2 separate regions of the Homo sapiens genome follow, and region 1 is linked to region 2. The links are chromatin loops, found by intact Hi-C in ENCODE. Cell type or tissue: HepG2. All regions are shown on one strand. Links, peaks and the distances in the headings refer to the core of each region. The heading gives the core; the rest is flanking DNA.

Region 1 (9,868 bases), core at 502-8,501, 120 kb after region 2:
ATCCTCCTGTATTCTTTAAATCATCTCTAGATTACTTATAATACCTAATATAATTAGGTATTATATGTAACCTAATTAGGAAATATAATTAGGAAAATGCTATATAAATAGTTAAACTATATGATTTGGGGAATAGCAAGGAAAAAAAGTATGTACATGTTCAGTACAGACACTATTTTTTGGAATATTTTTGTGCTGCAGTTGTTTGAATCCATAGTTGCAGAACCCATCAATGGTGGTTTAATTAGAAGAAGACTGAGTCTAATCAAAGGACATAAAAGTGAGGGTAGCCCTGGACATCTCAGGGACTAATGAAGCGACATCACTGTCTGGGGTAAATACCTGAGATTCATTGTCTTGTGGCCACAGAAAACTAGGATGCGGACACACAAGGAGTGAGTTTAGGAGTGGGAGTTTACTAGGTGAAAGAAAGAGAAGAGCTCTCTTGCTACAGAGAAGGGTCCCAGGGAAATCGGTTGCCACTTCCACGGTGAAATGCAGTGAGTTTTACAGATGAGGTTGAGGAAGCGGTGTCTGATTTACATAGGGTGCAAAAGATTGGTTGGACCAGGTGTGTCATTTGCATAGGGCACAAAAAACTAGTTAGGACTAGGTGTGCTGTTTGAATAAGGTGTGAAAACCTGGCTTTCCCCCCCCTAATCTTTTATTATTCTCTGGGTTCTTTGCCTGGTTGGTGCCATGTTGCCTGTTTCTTCACTGTACACGGGGTGACAAAGAAAGGGAAGATGGAGCCTCCAGGTTGAACATACTTGAACCCCAGGTAGCCCGTTTCTGTTGGCACAGCTGCTAACCTTCACCTGTGCAAGCTTCCAGGTTGCTTATCTATGTCTGCAGCTCGATATTTCAGGCTGTTCTTTGTTAAAAAAGAAATAATTTGGGGCTGCTGTTTGTTAAAAGGGAAATTCTGCTGAGGACTCTTTTATCCTCACTATCTGCCTGAATAAGTTATTTCTAGCTCCTGTATCACTAACACCAGAGCCTGGATTGCTAACAGTACCCTTTCTCTCTCCATCTTTGTCTCTCATCTGGGCCTCTTCTTAGGTGTAGGTGATGATCTGTTGCACATGAGATTTTCTTTAAGTATCTGAGATTCTGGACTCATATCATCCACCAGAGAAGCAATTTTGTCCCACCAGCTCTAGTTGTAAAGTTGTTATGGAAGCACGTGGGGTATACACCACTGAAGGTATAATAGGATCTGTCACCAGAAGAAAGGGTGGTGGTGGTAGTGAAGCATTGCACATTAAACAAGGACTGTTTGGCCTTCTGTATTTTAAATAATTATGTGCAAATTATATTACTATCTGGTATCAAAAAGTAGAAACAATTTTATTAAAATAAAGCTTTTATAATATCTAAAATGTTTCTAGTTATATGGAATAAAATCCCCCTTTTAGAATATAATTCTTACATTTAAGTCGCATACATTTGCCTTTCTTACATGTTTTTTAAGAATGATTTTTTATTTTATTTTTTTTACAAAACTGGAGGATACCTGTACATGTACTACAGTCATTGGAATAGTGATAAGACCATGGGATTTAGAATCATTCACATTGGTTATAATTTTTACTGCATTATTAACTTTTGGCAAGATAACATGCCTTGAGCCTCAGGATTTTTTTGTTTGTTTCTTAATAAACAGATGGGATTAAAAATGATATTTATTTCTGTGATGATTGTGAAGATTAAGAAAGATAATGGATGTGAAGAAAAATTTGTTAATTACAAAGTACAAACATTAAGTGGTTATCCTTTTATATATATTTCTAAAGTGATATTCTTAATTTGGGGTCCATGGACCACCTCCCTCCAAAAAATTATATGTAACCTTGTATGTGTTTATACCTGTATCACCTAATATTAGGCTCAGCTGTGAGTGACAGAACACCTACAAGGAACTGTGGCTTAATAAAATATAAGTTCATTTCCCTCTCTAATGTACAGACTCCAGAGAAAATTCATCCAGGATGCGTACGATAATTCCATAATCATCAAGGACTGAAGCTCCTCCTCTCTTGCTGTTTTACTTCACTAAGCCTATGGCTTCCTTCTCATAGTTCAGCATGACAGCTCAAGCTCCAACTTGTCATATCTACATTCGAGCCAACAATAAAGATGAAGTGGAGGAGGGAGTGAAAGAAGGCCATGCTACTGACCTTTAAGGACACTCTTTAGAAGTTGAATATGACACTTATGCTTATATCTCATTGGCCAAAACTTAGTCACATGGCACATCTAGCTAACAGAGCAACTAGGAAACATAGTCTTTATTCTCAGAGTTTCATTAGTAAGCAAGAAAGAAGAGCGCCTAATGGGAGAGTGTTCTATGTCTATAAAATATGGGTATATATTTTTATAGAGAGAAAAGGAATCTATGACTTTCATCAGAATCTCAAAGAGATGTATTTTAATGTATAAACCTAAGAAAACAGTGTTTCAAAGTGGAATCAGGCGTTTTATTCTGTAAACCTATAGAGTAAAGCATCTTTCTAGATCATCTTCTACCTGTGCTGTGAACAGAAAAGTAGGACATAATCAGCCAACCAGTAAATGCAGATTTGGTGCTATTATGTACACAGCACAGACACCAGTTGATAATGTTTATCATTTTAATTTGCTCTCTTAAATCAATCACTTTACACATCATAAGTCAATGACTTATTTCTTATGCATCTACTTATGATCTATTACTTAAATGATTCCTAAACAATTTAAAATTTATCTACCCTTTTCCTTCATCATTTTGGATACAAATTAAGATTCTTTTTGAGAATTAAAAATTAACTTTCGCTTTTCATAATTAATTTAATTTCAATTTAATGAAGCCTAGTGAACATCTTTTTTAGTTTAATTGAATTTCTGCTTTAATGCTTTTGCTTTGTACAATCATCTGATCTTTTAATTTTTACCTAGTTTTAAGTAGCACATGTTGAACAACACATAAAATGTCAAAAATCCTAATTTAATTCATTTCAAAAGTCAACAACTGATAAAACCAACTCTAAGAAAGCAAGCTGTTTTTAGACATTTTAGTGGTCTTATTTTTGTTTTTATTGTGCATAGTTTTCTTTGCTGATGCAGAAATTTGTAGCTATAAGTGGTTGGTTTCTTTATTTTAATTAATGACTAGTAAGAAGTTTCTCTCTTTGGAAGAAAGCCAGATGTCAACATTGAAACACACGACCCCTTCCCTCAAAATGGTCTTACTAATTTAATTGTCAACATAAAAAATATGTCAGGACTTTAAAAAATATTAAAAATAGTTAATTATGAAGCTATAAAAATATCGATTGATACAGAAAGATGTATATGTATATTATTAAAGTGGAAGGAAGGTTACAAAGCCAGAATGTCTAATATAGTTTTTAAAATATTTAAGTGTCAGGGAGAAAACAATCTCTAACAATACACACCAGTTATCCAACTGAATAGTAGCAGCTATTTTGGGATGATGGGATTAAAGGTGATTTTTACTGTCTAGAGCTTCTTTTCTATATTGTATAGATTTTTTATAGTACCATGTTGCATTACTTTTATTACTGGGGGAAAAAACAAACTGGCACATTTTTCCATTTTGGAGACAAGTTATAAGAAAATTGATAAACAAAAGTAGCATTCTTTCTTTTTTCCACCACAGAGTTCTATCATCTAAAAATCAAAGAGCCACCTCGAAAGTAAAATTGTATACCCCATGACTGACTACTGTGATTTTGAAGCATAGCATTTAGGAGATTTCACAGGAAATTTGAAATTTTGCTGCTTTTGCTGATGAAGTCTGTATGCAGCCCATGGTGGGCTGAATTGCAATATCTACACTGAATTCCAATCAGATATGAAAATGTAGTAAATTAATGTGAATTAGAATTGCAGTCTCCTGAATATCCTTCCCTTCAGAGTCGTGGACTCATTCATAATGAGGATGTGTGTGTGTTACTTACTTATCCCAAGGTGTGAGATTAGCAGATGACTGCTGGGCAAATCAGTAAAGCTTTTGTGCACTGTGAAGGCAAGAATAAACCAGCTATTTTAACCCAAGCCCAGGCATTCCCTTCTCTGGATTCCCTAGCGGATCCTTCAGCTGAATCTGAGCCTTAAAAATAAAGCCACTTTCTATGCCTCTCTGTGCATACTGAGAATCCTGCCAAAGCCTTCTATGAGGTATCTGTGAATTTACCCTGGGAGAATACCACAGAGTGTCCCTGGCTTCCTGTTCTAAATGACCCACTCCAATGACACATTGTAATATTACTTAAGGTAGGGAGAATGAGCTGCCAAAACCCATTTATCACTTTGCTGGCCTTGGACTGTGCACATCCGTCTAAAGTTAAACAAGGGTCATTTTATCTGATGTTTCACTGCAGGGTTTTCCACCCCTACAAAGTACTGTTTTTTAAATATATGTAAAAGAATGAATTGGGGAAGATAGATGCTTGAAATTTTACAAATAAATATTGAATGTCCAAAGCTAGGAGACATTGGTTAAATAAAGTATGGTTATTCATAAAATGGAATATTATGCTGCCTTTAAAAATAAGGCTGAAGAATACTTAATAAAGTACAAATATGGCCAGGATATTCTATTATATGGATAATTATCATCTAATCAAAATAATATGCAGAATATTTGGTTACTATGTAGAATATTAAAAATTAAAAATATATACACAGGAAAAAGTATTGAAAGGTATGCACCAACACATTTTTGTAGTTACCTTTGAGTACAAAGACTAGGTCTGAATTTTCCTCTCTATCTTATTCTCCCTCTCTCCTTCATCAATACTAAATTTTCTTTCAAAATAAACTAAACATGAAGTCATTTAAATAAGTTAACTGGTGCTAATGCTTATCTAAAATAGAAAAATTGCCAATTGATTTGAAACAAGAGGAACAGATTTTGGAACATTTTATTTCTGACAGTTAAATTTATGTATATTTTAAACAGACTCTTTAGAAACTGTGGAGTGGGTCAGGGTGATGGTATAGAGGAACTCTGTGCTTTCTTCTTAATATTTCTGTAAACCTAAATCTCTAAAAATATCTATGAAAATTTTGAAAGACCCTTTACATTTTCACTAGTTGGCCATCTTTTATTGTCTCATGATCACAGGTGATGTCAGTTAACATGTTATGTTAACATTTGAGTTTTAATAAGTCATAAGGGCAGTGCTTATAAGCAAGATGATTCTGTCTATAGTCTGGAAAGAAGCAAGGACTTGCTAAGAACTCTGAACTCTGTTGTATCTGGTATTATAGATTTCTTTTCTGGCTGGCTCCTCCTAGCCTCTTGAACCCCAAACTCTATCAGCCTTCATCTCTCGCCTAGTCATAGACCAGGCAGACTATTCACCTGCTAGATTCCTGTATTTGCTGGTTATAACCTCTGTTCTCAGAGCCTTTGTTGTGTTCAACACTGTATTAGTCTGTTCTCATGCTGCTAATAAAGACATACCCAAGAAACAAAAGAGGTTTAATTGACTCACAGTTCAGCATGGCTGAGGAGGTCTCAGGAAACTTACAATCATGGCAGAAGGGGAAGCAAACATGTCCTTCTTCACATGACAGCAGGTGAGAGAAGAATGAAACCAAGAGAAGGGGGAAGTCCCTTATAAAACCATCAGATATCATGAGAAATTACTCACTATCCACAAGAACAACATGGGCAAAACCGTCCCATGATTCAGTTATCTCCACCTAGTCCCACCCTTGACACATGGGGATTATTACACTTCAAGGTGAGATTTGGGTGGGGACACAGAGCCGAACCATATTAAATGCACATACCCATTCTGAAAGGCTGCCACAGTGACATCACAGCCACTCTTTTGGTGTGATCTTGACCCCAGAGAGCCTTGATTGAAATGTATGTTTGAGTACTAACCACATTCCCCAAAAGAAAGGTGTGAGGCCCAGGATGAGTAAAGCATGTTTGAAATGAGTACAGGCACTACAAGGCCATGATACACAGGGTTGAGATCTCCATCCCAATCCTGTACATTTTGCTCCATGGTCCCTATAGCAGGAGGCTACAGGGAGAAAGAAGATAAAAAGTAGAAGGAAACCAAGTAAGATTAGTGGAGGAGGTAGCATTCTACTTTGTTTGACCTGAAGTAGAATGCTAGTTATCATTACCTAACCAACCAGTAGTAACTGGCTAACCAATTAACTATAATTATTTTTCCTCTGCCTTTCATCTCTCCATAAACAAGCATAAGTGCATGCCCAGCTCTGTGCTAGGTTCTAGGGTTTTAATGGCAGGAATGAGCATCATCAGCCCCTTTTCCTCATGAGGCCTGCATTCTAATGGGAGAGCATGGATTGAATAACTGCTACGTATAAAAATGTAAAGTTGCTGCTGTGACAAGTGCTGTGGAGGAGAGGAAATAACATATCTCCACATATTATGGAGAGGGTTTGAATCTAAGGAGTCAGGAAAGACATCCCCAGGGAAATAACACTTCAGCTGACATCTGAAGGATGAGTTGGCGTGAAATAGGCAGGGAAAGTGAAAGGTTTTCTAGGCAGATGGAACAGAATGTGCTAAAACTCTAATATTGTTGGTTGGGTGGGGGCCCAGATCACTAAAAAAAGCCTTCAGTTTTTAATGTTACAACTCCCAAACACCTCATAGGACCCATACAGGTGCAAGTGAATGTTCTGCTGGACCTATAATATTTATTTTTTGTATGTTTTGTTTCACCATAAAATCTGTTTTTACAGCTGTACTTTTTGGTACAGAATTTGAACACATACCATAAAACAATCACAAGGAAAGAGCACATACATTGACTGTTCTGATTTTGATTGCTAAGTGGCTACTGTCACCCAGCAGTTATTTTGTCACCTTGGTAACTATGAAATAAGGACCAAAGGTCAGGCTCTCAAATTTACATTGCCTTAGTAACATGATTCTTGTACAGTTTTTAATTTCGCTTAATGTTACAGGTTTGATTTTATATGCAAGCCAAAGTAGATTGAGCCTTGCCCACAAGTTGTTTTCTTTGTAACTTTTTGATAAGGTAAAGAGTTTTGTCAAGCACTGTTTTTAATACTTGAATTTAGAGAACTTCAAAGACAATTAGTCCTGGTCAGAACATTCATCTGTGATTATTTTCACGGTGAAATTGTAGTATTAAGTCTCCTGATGTTAGGGGAATCATTTTACTTCAAAGCGTAGTTCCAGAATATTCTTTCTGGTCTTGCCACAAGTTCATATTCCTTAAAGTTTTATTCTTATAAGAGCTGTTCAGTGAATACAGTAGTGAGAAAATGGATGAAAAGCATGTGGTATTTTTATTTAAGGGCTCAGTTGATCATTTTCTTTTTTAAACCTCAGTCAGCAATCTTACTTATTTCTCCAAAATAAGAGTTTGTACTGTGCATGTGTTAAAACTGTTGAAAAATGACAAATACATAGTATGGTAGTGGAATGGCATCAGGAAGCACTATGTGTATTTAATTTTTTAAGTTAAAAAAGCCAAACTCTTATTTTGATAAGATATGGTAACAGAAACCAAATGGGAAAAAAATTATCATTTTTTTATAAGATAAAACTTTCGGAATAGAATAGTAATGCTCTTGAATAATGTTGACCTAAAAGATACTATGACATACTTTGAAGTGTGATATTATTAATATTAAAACAGAATAACAATTAATGTCTTTATGACCACAGTTTAAGAAAAATAACAAATTCTTTTAGGTGAACCAGAGTGTTACTGGCGGTTTGCTATGCTAGTTTCTCAGCAGGATTTCAGAGATTTTCCTTGCTTTCTCCTAATCTGACATCTGACTTATTATTTGTATTGTAAGTGTTCTTACAGTAGAAGTATTCATTTTCTTTCCAGATTTCCTTTCATATTTAGACTAAAGTTTGTCTCTGTTATCCTTTCCCCCAGGCTACTTCCCTGGTCTGTATCCTTGAAGTAATTTATATATGGTATAAATATTCTTAACTCATAAGCCATATTGAATTTATTGTGCTAACTGCCATAAGTGATCTATGACCGCTGCTAGTTATATGCCTGTCATTTGTGCAGTTATTATTCTACTGAGATGATCTGCTGAAAGTTTTCCTGCCACTCTCAAGGTATCTGCTGTCATGACTGGAGTTCTTTCCTGTCTACTTTCTATATTTTTCTGATTAAATTTTTTTGCCTTGTATAACTACTGGAAAAACTTTGGCTCTTTTCTAAAAAGCAACATGCTTTCAAAAATAAAGCACACATTCTGGTGAAAAACTATAGATGTCCCAAGAGAAAATATTAAGAACGTGATTAATTAAAAGTCATAATTGATTGAGTACTTTCTACATGCCAGACACTGAGCTAGGTACTTTACATGTATTATCTCATGGAACCCTATGAAGTCACTGCCTTTTTATGCCTGTTTTTTCAGATGAGGAAGCTGAAGCTCAAGTAAGTTAAGAAACTTGTCCAGAGTGTTATAAATTGGTGGAGCTGGAATTCAGACCTCATAAGGAGATATTTTAAGACTGTGATTGTTTAAGACAAATAATGTCACACTTATTTGCCTTAGGGTACCTCTGAAAGTGAGCTTATTCAATAACAGAGCCTTTCCCCTCAACCACTATGTCTTACTGTTTCTTCTCCTCTTTTAAACACCTTCAGTGATCTAGGACTGTTACTTGGATTGTCCTCAGAGTTTCCAAGAGATTGGTATTGAAAGTAAGTAATGCTGCCTGTAGTTTTGAAAATGAGGCATAATGGGCTCTATCGTGTCTTCAGGACAGTTACCCAAGTAATAAGTCTCCACCCTTCCATTTCCAATTGCCTAAAGGTCATTTGCATTACAGGATATTGTTAGACATTTCTTTAAATGGCAGTCTATTGCATTCAAGTATTTAATCAAAATGGTATGTGTTGGTGGACATACAGATGGGAAGAATAGACGCTGGGGACTACTAGAGGGGGAGGGTGGAAGGAGAGCAAGGGTTAAAAGACTACTGGGCGCTATGCTTACTACCTGGGTGAGGGGATCACTTGTACCCCAAACCTCAGCATCATGCAACATACCCATGTAACAAACCTGCACATGTACCCTTTGAATCTAAAATAAAAGTTGAAATAAAAGATAAATTAAAAAGAAAACAACATTTTTAGAAAATGGATGTGTTGGGAGCTATTACCAAGAAAAAATGAAGGTAAATCTGAGATAATACTGATATTTTATATAAAAAGGAAGGAAAGAAAGAAGGAAGGGAAGGAGAGAGGGAGGGAAGGTGGAGACTGCAATTTGCCTCAAAATTAGCTACAAATGATAGTAAATCCGGGCTAGACAGTTGATGCCTTGAGCTTAGCTAGAAAAAAAATTCTGATAAGCATAGACTCTGCCAGTGGTACCCTCTTCCAAGAACTGTTCATGTTCATCTGAAGTGGTTCTAGAGGGATACTTTAATCGAGTGAATCTACTTTTAGTGATTAAGGTCATTTAGCATGGAGAGAGCTTGAATAAATTCTGGGGACCTTCATCAAATAACAGTGAAGCTTATTCAGTTATATAGTAGTCTTTTCACTCTTCTCATTTAGTAGAGGTAAGCACTATTGTCCTAGAGTCAGACAGATTTGGGTTTGAATCCTAACTTCCCTGTTTATCTGACTTGAGACTGGCAAGCAGCAGCAGCATCTGAGCTTCACTTTCCTTATCTCTTAAAGGAGATGATAGCATTTATTTGTTCGTTAGGATCATTAAATGAATTTATGAAAGTGAAATCAGGCCTTTCTCCTTCCTCCCCTTTTTATCTCCTTTTAAAATGGGAATTATTATTTTAAATGTATTTATGATATCTTTCCTTTAAAGAACTATGCTTCTTTTATTAGCTTTGGAG
Region 2 (9,868 bases), core at 1,186-9,185:
TGAGTGGGTCAAGAATGGCAATTCGTGGGGTTTTCTTTTGTATCGTTGCCATTTATTGAATAGTTCATGCTTTCCCCTCTGATTTTTTAAATAAACATTTTATTTAGAATACAGTAGTTTATGTTTACAGAAAAGTTGCACAGATAGTACAGAGAGTTCCTATATACCCCTCACTCAGTTTCCCCTAGAAAATTTGATTCTGACCTTGATTTCATGTTACTCTGCAGTAGGATTTAAATCTACGGCAGAAGGAGTTAAGAGTTTAATGAATCAAACAACAGAATGCAGGGAGTTAAGGGTTCATGCTTACAAACGATAAGGAAAGGTACTAGACTATATACAGCAGGACTTTCAACCCTTCCCTGGCCAGGCAGGCAGTAGAAACAAGATGTAAGACAATAGGGAGTCGTGGGGACAGTGGTGAACCTGAAAACAGGTGCCTAGTGTCAAGGGGCAACTACTCTTTAGTTCCTCTTTTTATTAAGCAGTTCAACTTCGGTGTTGCTTAAAGTTGCAGATTTTTAAGAGAAGTCAGCAGTTTGAATTTGTAATGGGAAATTTGTTAATTTTCAAGACACTCTTTTTGCTAAACAAAACATTTGACTCCCAGAGTCCAGAGCTGGGGATTCCTGACATTAAATGTTAATATTACTGTTCCCCTGTTAAGGCATGTGGGGACAGCCAGGGCTAAACTTATCTTTCCATTTACCTAGAGTGGTCTCTACTGGAAAGGAAATCAGGAAAAGAGTGCTCCAGGGACAGGGACTGTTACAAGCAGTAGAAGTGGGACTTTTTGCATCCAGGAAGCCCCTTTCTAATTGGTGCTTTCTGTTTTTCCAATAGACAAACCTTTTTGCAGTCACAAAGTGTGTTCCTATTGTTTTCTATGACAGTTACTTATTTAATTTCTGTAAGAGAACATATAACCAGCCAGGCGCGGTGGCTCACGCCTATAATCCCAGCACTTTGGGAGGCCGAGGCAGGTGGATCACGAGGCCAGGAGTTTAAGACCAGCCTGGCCAAGATGGTGAAACCCCTTCTCTACTAAAAATACAAAAATTAGCTGGGCACGGTGGCATGCACCTGTAATCCCAGCTACTCGGGAGGCTGAGGCAGGAGAATCACTGGAACCGGGGTGGCAGAGGTTGCAGTGAGCGGAGATCGTGCCACTGCACTCCAGCCTGGGTGATAGAGTGAGACTCTATCTCAAAAAAACAAAAAACAAAACCCATATAACCATAATTTATGAATATTTTCACACTTGATTTTTTTGCTAATGAATATCACTCAAATGTTATGTTCGTTTGTTTATTTATTTCTTATTTTTTGAGATAGAGTCTTGCTCTGTTGCCCAGGCTGGAGTACAGTGGCACGATCTCAGCTGCCTCCCAAGTAGCTGGGATTACAGCCACCTGCCACCAGGCCCAGCTAATTTTTCGTATTTTTAGTAGAGATGGGGGTTTCACCATGTTGGCCAGGCTCGTCTTGAACTCCTGACCTCAAGTGACCTGCCCTCCTCAGCCTCCCAAAGTGCTGGGATTACAGGCGTGAGCCACAGCACTCTGCCCTCAAATTTTATATTTAATACTGTTTTAGATCTAAAGCAAAGTAAATGCAACCCTTATACTTTCTGGTTATTGGTGTAGTTTTTTGTGATAACACATTTCATTTCTTAAATAATTTTTATGTCTTAACTTCTGTAATATAAGGGAATATTTTATAGTGATTATGGTTTTAAATATATTTATAGGAATTCTCTAGTTTTAACTTCTGAAGGAGTTCACAGACATAACCTTCTGTAGTTTATTTGATTGGAAAATCTTCATATTTAATTTGAATCAGAGCACTTCATGATTTAGTTGTAGTTCTCTTGTGTTATATTTCTTCGTTCATTTATTCAGCATCTATTATTTCCTTGGCATTGAGGATTCAACAGAGAACAAAAAACAGACTGAAATCTCTGCCTTCATGGAGTTTATCTTTTAGTATGGGAAGACAGATAGACGATGAAGAAAATAAATAAGTGAATCATATATTAGAAAGTATAATGCCGTGGATAAATGCCATGGAATAGGAAGTATTAGAGGTGGAGTAGTTTGCAATTGTAAAAAGGAGGGTCAAGAAGGCCTCACTAAGAAGGTGACATTTGGACAAACACCTGAAAAGGAATAGCCACTTGTATCATCTATTGGCAGAGGTTATAGCAAAAACAAAGGTCCCGAGATGAGAAGTGCCAGGTGTTTTCAAAGAGCAAGGATGCCCATGTGGCTGGAGCACAGCAGGCAAGGAGAACAGCCGAGGTCAAACAGAGCCTGTAGGGCCTTGTAGACCATGATAAGGACACATACACAAAACACACACGCCAACATCTGTCTATGCTACAGTTTCAGAGCTGTTTCTCAGTAGTCAAGTAGAAGATGCCAGTGATTGGGGATTATTTTTCATTATTAAAGTATTTTGTGCCTGTTGAAGATAAGGCTAAGGAGAAGATGAGGAGATACATTGACTGTTTCAGGAGGGATTCAGATCAGTTAAATATTGGAATGTGACTCCAGATTATCTGGTTTCCAATATAGAGTTAGACCTTTCTGTGTATTTTCATATCATGTTACTGATATCTTTATTATAGCATTCATGTTATTGTTTAGTTTGTATTGAAAATAAGTCCCAAAAGATTAGTTAATTCACGTATTCATTTTTCAGCAAAAATTTATTGGGTGATGTTGTGTTCTAGGCACTGGGTTAGGCTTTGGAGTAAGCAGTGATATACACTTAAGGATGTAGCCAATATTCTGGTGATGTATTCTAGTACAATGACAGTCACACAGATCTGCTTGGAGGTAGCATAGAGTAACCTCCTCCAGTCTATTTTGTGTGTGTCTAAAAGCAATTTAGGTAGTGCTATGCACTGAATGTTTGTGTCTCTTCCAAATCCCTATGTTGAAGCCCTAAGCTCCAATGTGATGGTATTTGGAGGTGGGGCCTTTGAGAGGTAATTAAGTTTAGATGAGGTCATGAGGGTGGGGTCCTTATAATGGGATTAGTACCCTTATAAGAAGAAATTAGAGAATTCCTCCCTTACTGCTCTCTCAGGCCCCGCCATGCAAGGATACAGCCAAGAAGGAAGCGAAGTTTGCAAGCTAAGAAATGTCTTGTTTAAGCTACCCAGTCCATGATATTTTGTTATAGTAACCCATGCTGACCAAGACAGGTAGATCAACTGGGGAGGGAAGGGACAACCATCTAACTTTCCTTTCCCCCATATTTATTGTCTCCTTTTAGTCTCATGTGACAGAATCTAAATCAGATGGTGATGAATAGCTTCAGGCATGTTTGGATCCAGCTTTTAAAAATAGTTTATCAGGAATCTGTTTTTCTTTGTTTTTTAATCCTACTCACTTTTTTACTGTTTTGTTTTTAGATATCCTCTTTCCAAGTGATGGCAAAGCTGTGCCCAACAGCAATAGCTTACATTCTTTCAGCATGAAACTCCAGCAAAAGGAACGTGCTTCTTTCCCAGGAGCTTAGAGAAAAGTTTTAAGGCTGATAATTCTTGTCACCAGTGGGACTAGCTTGGGCTATGTGCTTGATGAATATTTATTCTGTCTAGGGGAATGAATACATTGCATGAGCATTCCTGAGTTACCTGTCAGTTCCTGAAGTTTGGAAATGGAGGTGATCATATGAACCAAAATGGGAGAGTCCCCTAAATAAAAACTGGGTGCTATTATTCAGAGAAGGGGCAATGGATGCTGGGCAGGAAAAAAACAAGTGAGCACTGCATTTGGGATAGACTGGATAGACAATTTAAACAGTTATGTACTTAGACCTCCCCGCCCTTTTTTCTAGCATTTTGTGTTCAAGATTTATCTTACTAGATGGAATTAAGAATTTTCAACTAGGTCTATTCTCTCATTGGTTTTGAAAAGGCATGAGTTAATAGATTGCTTTCAATACTGTAATACCATGGCTTTCACTACTGTTTACTTTGGGAATCTTTGGTAACAGTCGTTAAGAATGAATGAACGTGCAATCTAGTTACATAGTGATGTGCCTGCTCCTTCCTTGCCATGTAGGGAGGATGGGGCTAAATATATTTGTATTCAGACTGGCTCCCTTATGAAGTTGGCCCTTTCGTAGATTTATTATGAAGTTGGAAAGCCACTAAACACACACACACACACACACACACACACACACACACACACACACACCAGTTTTGAAGTGTGAGGACTTTGTCCTCTAGCCTATTTTCAAAGTGGTTGAACTATTGTTCCCTTAGCTGTAACCAAGCATTTGAACTGTCAGGCAAAAGGTTTCTTTAAATTTGCAGAAAGCAATGAGTTACAGCGTGGGTAAACACAGATTGGAAGTGTTTCTACAACTATAACCATACAGATCACTAAATCTTCCATAATTAATGTTTGCTTTGCTTTTTCTTTTTGCTGCTGAGTAAGCATGAGATTAAGGTTTTAGCTTTATCCAGTACTGCTTAGTTATTTGTCTTTTTTTCTATTGCCATTTAACCATTAAGCATAGGATGTTCCCTTGAGTTGTTTTTTGTATTTGATTGAATTTTTCTGCTAAACTGCTTGAGCTGTTTCTGTACCAATAGAACCTGTGGGCTGAAGCTCATTACTGTATGACTTTTATAAGGAGCACAGTGCAGCCACAATTAAAGATATATTCTACCTGAACAATGGGCAAGAATATCTCTTGATGTTTAATTTTTCCTTTTGGAAAGATAATTTTTATTTTGTTAATTATGAAGATATGTTTATCATAAAGAATTTAGAAAATGTTATGGTTTTCCAAAGTCATCTATAATTTTATTACCTGGAGATAATCAGTGTTAGCATTTTGATATCTTTCCTTTCAGATCTTTCTTGTGTGTGTATATACACACACTCATACCTACACACATTTTGTTATTGTTGTTGTTTTAATGAAAATGGGACCATATAATAAGCTGTTATATCATATTTGTTTCATTTATGGCATTAAGTATCTCCCACAAGATCACAGCAGTCAGTTTTGTAAAGGTATTTAGTTTACTAACTAGTCTCATTGTTAGATCACTAGGTTATGTCTAGTTTTTCACTCTTATAAACAAGGCTGCAGTTTACATCTTTGTGCATATCAGTGATTATTTCCTTGGTATAAATGCCTCAATTTCCTAGGTCATAACATATGTACTTTTTTCTTTTTTTAGATTTTTATGGATGTATAATAATTATGCATTTTTAGGAAGGTATGCACATTTTAAGGCTTTTGATGGTTATTGGCAAAGTGCCCTCAGAAATATGCCAATTTAAGCTTTCCACAAGACTCTCTATGCTGTCCATTGCTTCACAGCATTGTCAATATTGCTGATTTAATAAGAAGAAAAATTTAATGAATACTTTCTAATTTCTTAAATAAGGTGTGTTTTCTCATGTTTTTCTCATTTGTATATATTAATGTTTTGTGAAATGCTGAGCTCGGCTTTCCTTTCTTTTCTACTGGAGTTTTAATCTTATTAATTTGTACAAGCTTTTCATGTATTTATGACAGTAATTTTTTTTTCTGTTTGTCATTTGATACTGATTGACTTGATTGATACTTTTATAGCATAAATGCTTTTTTCTTTTTACAGTCAACTCTATCTTTTCCTTAATTGGTTTGTTTTGAAATGTTTATGGAAGACATTATGTCATGCGTTGTGTTGAGAGCCTGATAGTCATTATCTCCTTCATTCCACTGTGCAACCGTGTAAGTCAGATATTGTCATCATCCCCATTTTACGGTTGAATAAACTGACTCTACAAACAGCAAATTGGGAATCAAAACCATGTAGCCTAACTCAGAGCTGGCTCCCTTGAACATTTATTTAATTCTTCTCTTGCTTGATTTTGCTCTTGGTGTCCTATTTAGGCCTTCTACCTCTAAAGATTTTGTAACCATTCACCTGTATTTTCTTTCAGTATAATTATGGTTTAATGTTTACCTAATATTTAAATGTTTTATCTCATGATCTCTGGGATCTCTTTTGTTCTGTCATCTGCAGAAACAGAATAACTGCTTGTTGCTTTTTATTCATGACTCTTTCTTTGTTTTTAGAGCTGCTGCTAAATTCCTTTCTTCCTTTTTTCCCATATTAATGCTAGTATAAGTAAGTTCAACAAACATTTTCTGGACATGTTCTTCGTGCAAGAATCTCTGCCAAGCATTGTAGGAATACAAAAGTGAGTAAGACAGAGTCTGCCTCCCCAGAAACTTGTGATGTAATGACAAGAAAGAGAAGCATTCATAAAGAGCTTTAGGGGGAACTATGGTAAGTCCCGTAAGAGATACACATAATATAGTGGGAAAAGGGGGAGGTAGAATATAATATGAATTGGGAAATAATTAAGGAAGGATTTGTGAGGAAGTGAAATTTAAACCAGATCTTGAAGGGTGGGAAAGACTCAGACTCTAAAACTGGGATAATAATAGCACCATCTTATAGGACTGTCATAAAGATCAAGTGAGTTCATACATGTGAAGCGTGTGAGACACTACCTGGCATGCAGTCAAGACCTAAGTCAATGTTAAGCACTGTTTTCATGATCACAACTTGAACAAAAGTTAGAAAAGTGCTGACTGTAGAATAAGGCCTACCCTGTAGATTTTTACTTACGAAGCAGAATATCCCTTTGATTTTTTTGTGTTAGTAGTTGCTGAATTGTACATTTCACTGTTTTCACAAAGTTATCCATGTTGCATCTCAAGGAGGGCAGGATATTTCTGAAGGAAAATAAATTTAATTAACTTGGAGCCAGTTTTATTAACTTTTATATATTATGCTTTTATTTTGAAAATTGTTCATTGGCTACTAATTAACCTTAGAAAGAGGTTTAAGAGAGTCTGAGAGCCTTAGTTAAAGATTGTAATCACAGTTAAATTTAAATATCTTCAAACAGTGATATATATGTTATGGGTATGCCTTTTATTACTCTTGGTAACTTAATAGAGTAATTCCAGCTTAATTTAGATAATAAAAAGAGTTTTAAAAAATTATATTTGATACTTTTGCTGTTTTGGGGACTTGCAGGTTTCTCTTGGTTGCTGGTAGGACCCTGCCAGGGAACAACAGTCAACATGAGAGACTAGGAAGCAGGAAGCTTGGAGTCTACAATAGAATTTTAAGAGCAGCACTATATAGCATAATGGAGTGCCACTTGAAATGAAATAAATGCGTTATAATTATTATTATAATTCAAAGCAGCTAAGAGTTACTTACTTCTGTAATATATCTAAAATGTTAGTTTCCTATTCAGAGCAGCATTTTCAAGGGTGCCATTCTTGGTTTCCTGGTGCCAAGTATTATTTTCGATTAAAATTGCCATGGTTTACTACAACCTAAGGGCATGAGATAAGGTGTTTTGTGATTATGGTTGCTATACAGTTTACTTATCATAAATTTAATATCACAAAGGATTATCATTTCAAAAGAATTTTGTTACTCTCTATATTTCTCTTTGGATTGCAGGTTCCACTGTGTCAGCCCCTGTAGCCTGAATTAAGTGAAGAATATTTTTCTCTCTTATCAGTCTATAATGTTGAGAGTCAATTAGCTATTGGTAATGTTCACTGGCTTCTATTTAGGGAGAGTATTTTTATATTTTATTTGTTTTTTTCTAAATGCTTTTTCCCTCTAGCAAAGAGATGCATCAAATTCATCACAACAAATCCATCTACAAAGAGAATGCTTGCTCACCAGGAAAGTTAATCTCTTGTAGCTGGTAGAAAGATTGTTTCATGGGCCCGCAGGGTATATTAGAGCAAGTAAGAAGTTTCCAAGCTTCTACAAAGCCTCATGATAACAAACAAGAGTAGTTCTTTTTGCATAGCACTATTGATACTTGACATGAAGTAAACAGTAAGTGAGGGATTGATGAGTTGAGTTCCCTATTGCCAACAGCTTGCTTAAGAGTGGTTCACCAGCCATCTCAAAAGGCCTTTGGACAAACAGAGTAGATATTAGTTAAATTTGCTAGGATATATCTTATGCTTTTCTAATAAATGGACCCTAAAATACAGTAGATATAAGCAAGATAGAAATTTTATTCTTTCTCATGTAAAAATCTCCATCAGTGGTCTAGAGCTGGCAATGCAATTTCTTGGTATGAGGGTTCCAGTTACTGTTGTTCTGCTGTCTATACTATATCCATTTTGTGGTCCGAAATAGCTGTTTTAGCTCTTGAAATTATTTCCTGATTCCAGAGATCAAAGATAGAAACAGAAAGGAACAGATGGGTAGAGTATGTTCCCTTTAAGGTGATGACCCAGAAATTGTAATTTCACTACATCTCCCACCCTCCCATTGGCAAGATCTCACTTCCAGGACCACATCTAGTTGCAAGGACTGGTGGGAAATGTGGTCTTTTTCCCTAGGTAACCATGTGCCAAGCTAAACGGGTGGTTATGTTACTAAATGATGTAAGGAAAATTGAATATTTGGGCACAAGAAACAATCTCCAATACAATGGCCTTTACCACTAGTTATAGTACGGAAAGTCAGTGACATAAATTACATTTTTAAATGGGATATTTTTCTAGGAGTAGGTTACGTTATCTAGCTAATTTTGTAGTCTCTGAAAGGCATTTGTTGTATTAGGCAATGCTGATGAAACTGGCTACATCATCATCCTTGCTTGGATTAACTGTTGTATGTGCTTGCTCAGATTAACTGTTCTGTGTGTCATTGTTATGCAGATATGAAGCCAAGAACATGCAGCCTGTTATATGTTCAGGACACTTTTGAATGAAGAAATGAAAGCTAGTACAACTTTGTTCTAAAAGGTGTTTCTTTATAACTGTTAAGTAGTTTCCATCATCCTAGTAGCCAAAATGTAAGAAAGATGGAAGATTTCATAAGGGTTCCAAAGTTTAGGCATGTTCTTATTTTAATCCTGTTAAATGTTAGTTTTCATTTCTTTTTTTTTTTAATTTTATTATTATTATACTTTAAGTTTTAGGGTACATGTGCACAACGTGCAGGTCTGTTACATATGTATACATGTGCCATGTTGGTGTGCTGCACCCATTAACTCGCCATTTAGTATTAGGTATATCTCCTAATGCTATCCCTCCCCACTCCCCCACCCCACAACAGTCCCTGGTGTGTGATGTTCCCCTTCCTGTGTCCATGTGTTCTCATTGTTCAGTTCCCACCTATGAGTGAGAACATGCGGTGTTTGGTTTTTTTGTCCTTGCGATAGTTTGCTGAGGATGATGGTTTCCAGCTTCATCCATGTCCCTACAAAGGACATGAACTCATCATTTTTTATGGCTGCATAGTATTCCATGGTATATATGTGCCACATTTTCATAATCCGGTCTATTGTTGTTGGACATTTAGGTTGGTTCCAAGTCTTTCCTATTGTGAATAGTGCCGATATAAACATACGTGTGCGTGTGTCTTTATAGCAGCATGATTTATAATCCTTTCGGTATATACCCAGTAATGGGATGGCTGGGTCAAATGGTATTTCTAGTTCTAGATCCCTGAGGAATCGCCACACTGACTTCCACAATGGCTGAACTAGTTTACAGGCTCACCAACAGTGTAAAAGTGTTCCTATTTCTCCACATCCTCTCCAGCACCTGTTGTTTCCTGACTTTTTAATGATCGCCATTCTAACTGGGGTGTGATGGTATCTCATTGTGGTTTTGATTTGCATTCTCTGATGGCCAGTGGTGATGAGCATTTTTTCATGTGTTTTTTGGCTGCATTAATGTCTTCTTTTGAAAAGTGTCTGTTCATATCCTTGGCCCACTTTTTGATGGGGTTGTTTTTTTTTTCTTGTAAATTTGTTTGAGTTCATTGTAGATTCTGGATATTAGC

What was found. A loop is a pair of places that touch in the nucleus more often than their neighbours do. Peaks named below come from ENCODE experiments on the same cell type or tissue, not always from the same donor. Only the 100,000 strongest peaks of a DNase experiment are listed, where the experiment ranks them.
Region 1: a loop joins it to region 2, with 5 times the contacts of the local background. A loop is called at or near these places in 3 of 110 quality-filtered maps.

What each region holds. Positions count from the first base shown.
Region 1 is chr4:53,063,365-53,073,232 of GRCh38, reverse strand. All of the region lies in intron 5 of SCFD2 (sec1 family domain containing 2), which reads left to right. Among named protein-coding and RNA genes, the nearest start is that of SCFD2-AS1, 140 kb to the right of the region's middle. In HepG2, for the core only: no CTCF peak of the experiment used is centred there; a DNase peak (open chromatin) is centred at 4,262.
Region 2 is chr4:53,182,765-53,192,632 of GRCh38, reverse strand. All of the region lies in intron 4 of SCFD2 (sec1 family domain containing 2), which reads left to right. Among named protein-coding and RNA genes, the nearest start is that of SCFD2, 180 kb to the left of the region's middle. In HepG2, for the core only: no CTCF peak of the experiment used is centred there; a DNase peak (open chromatin) is centred at 4,242; H3K4me3 peaks cover 413 bases.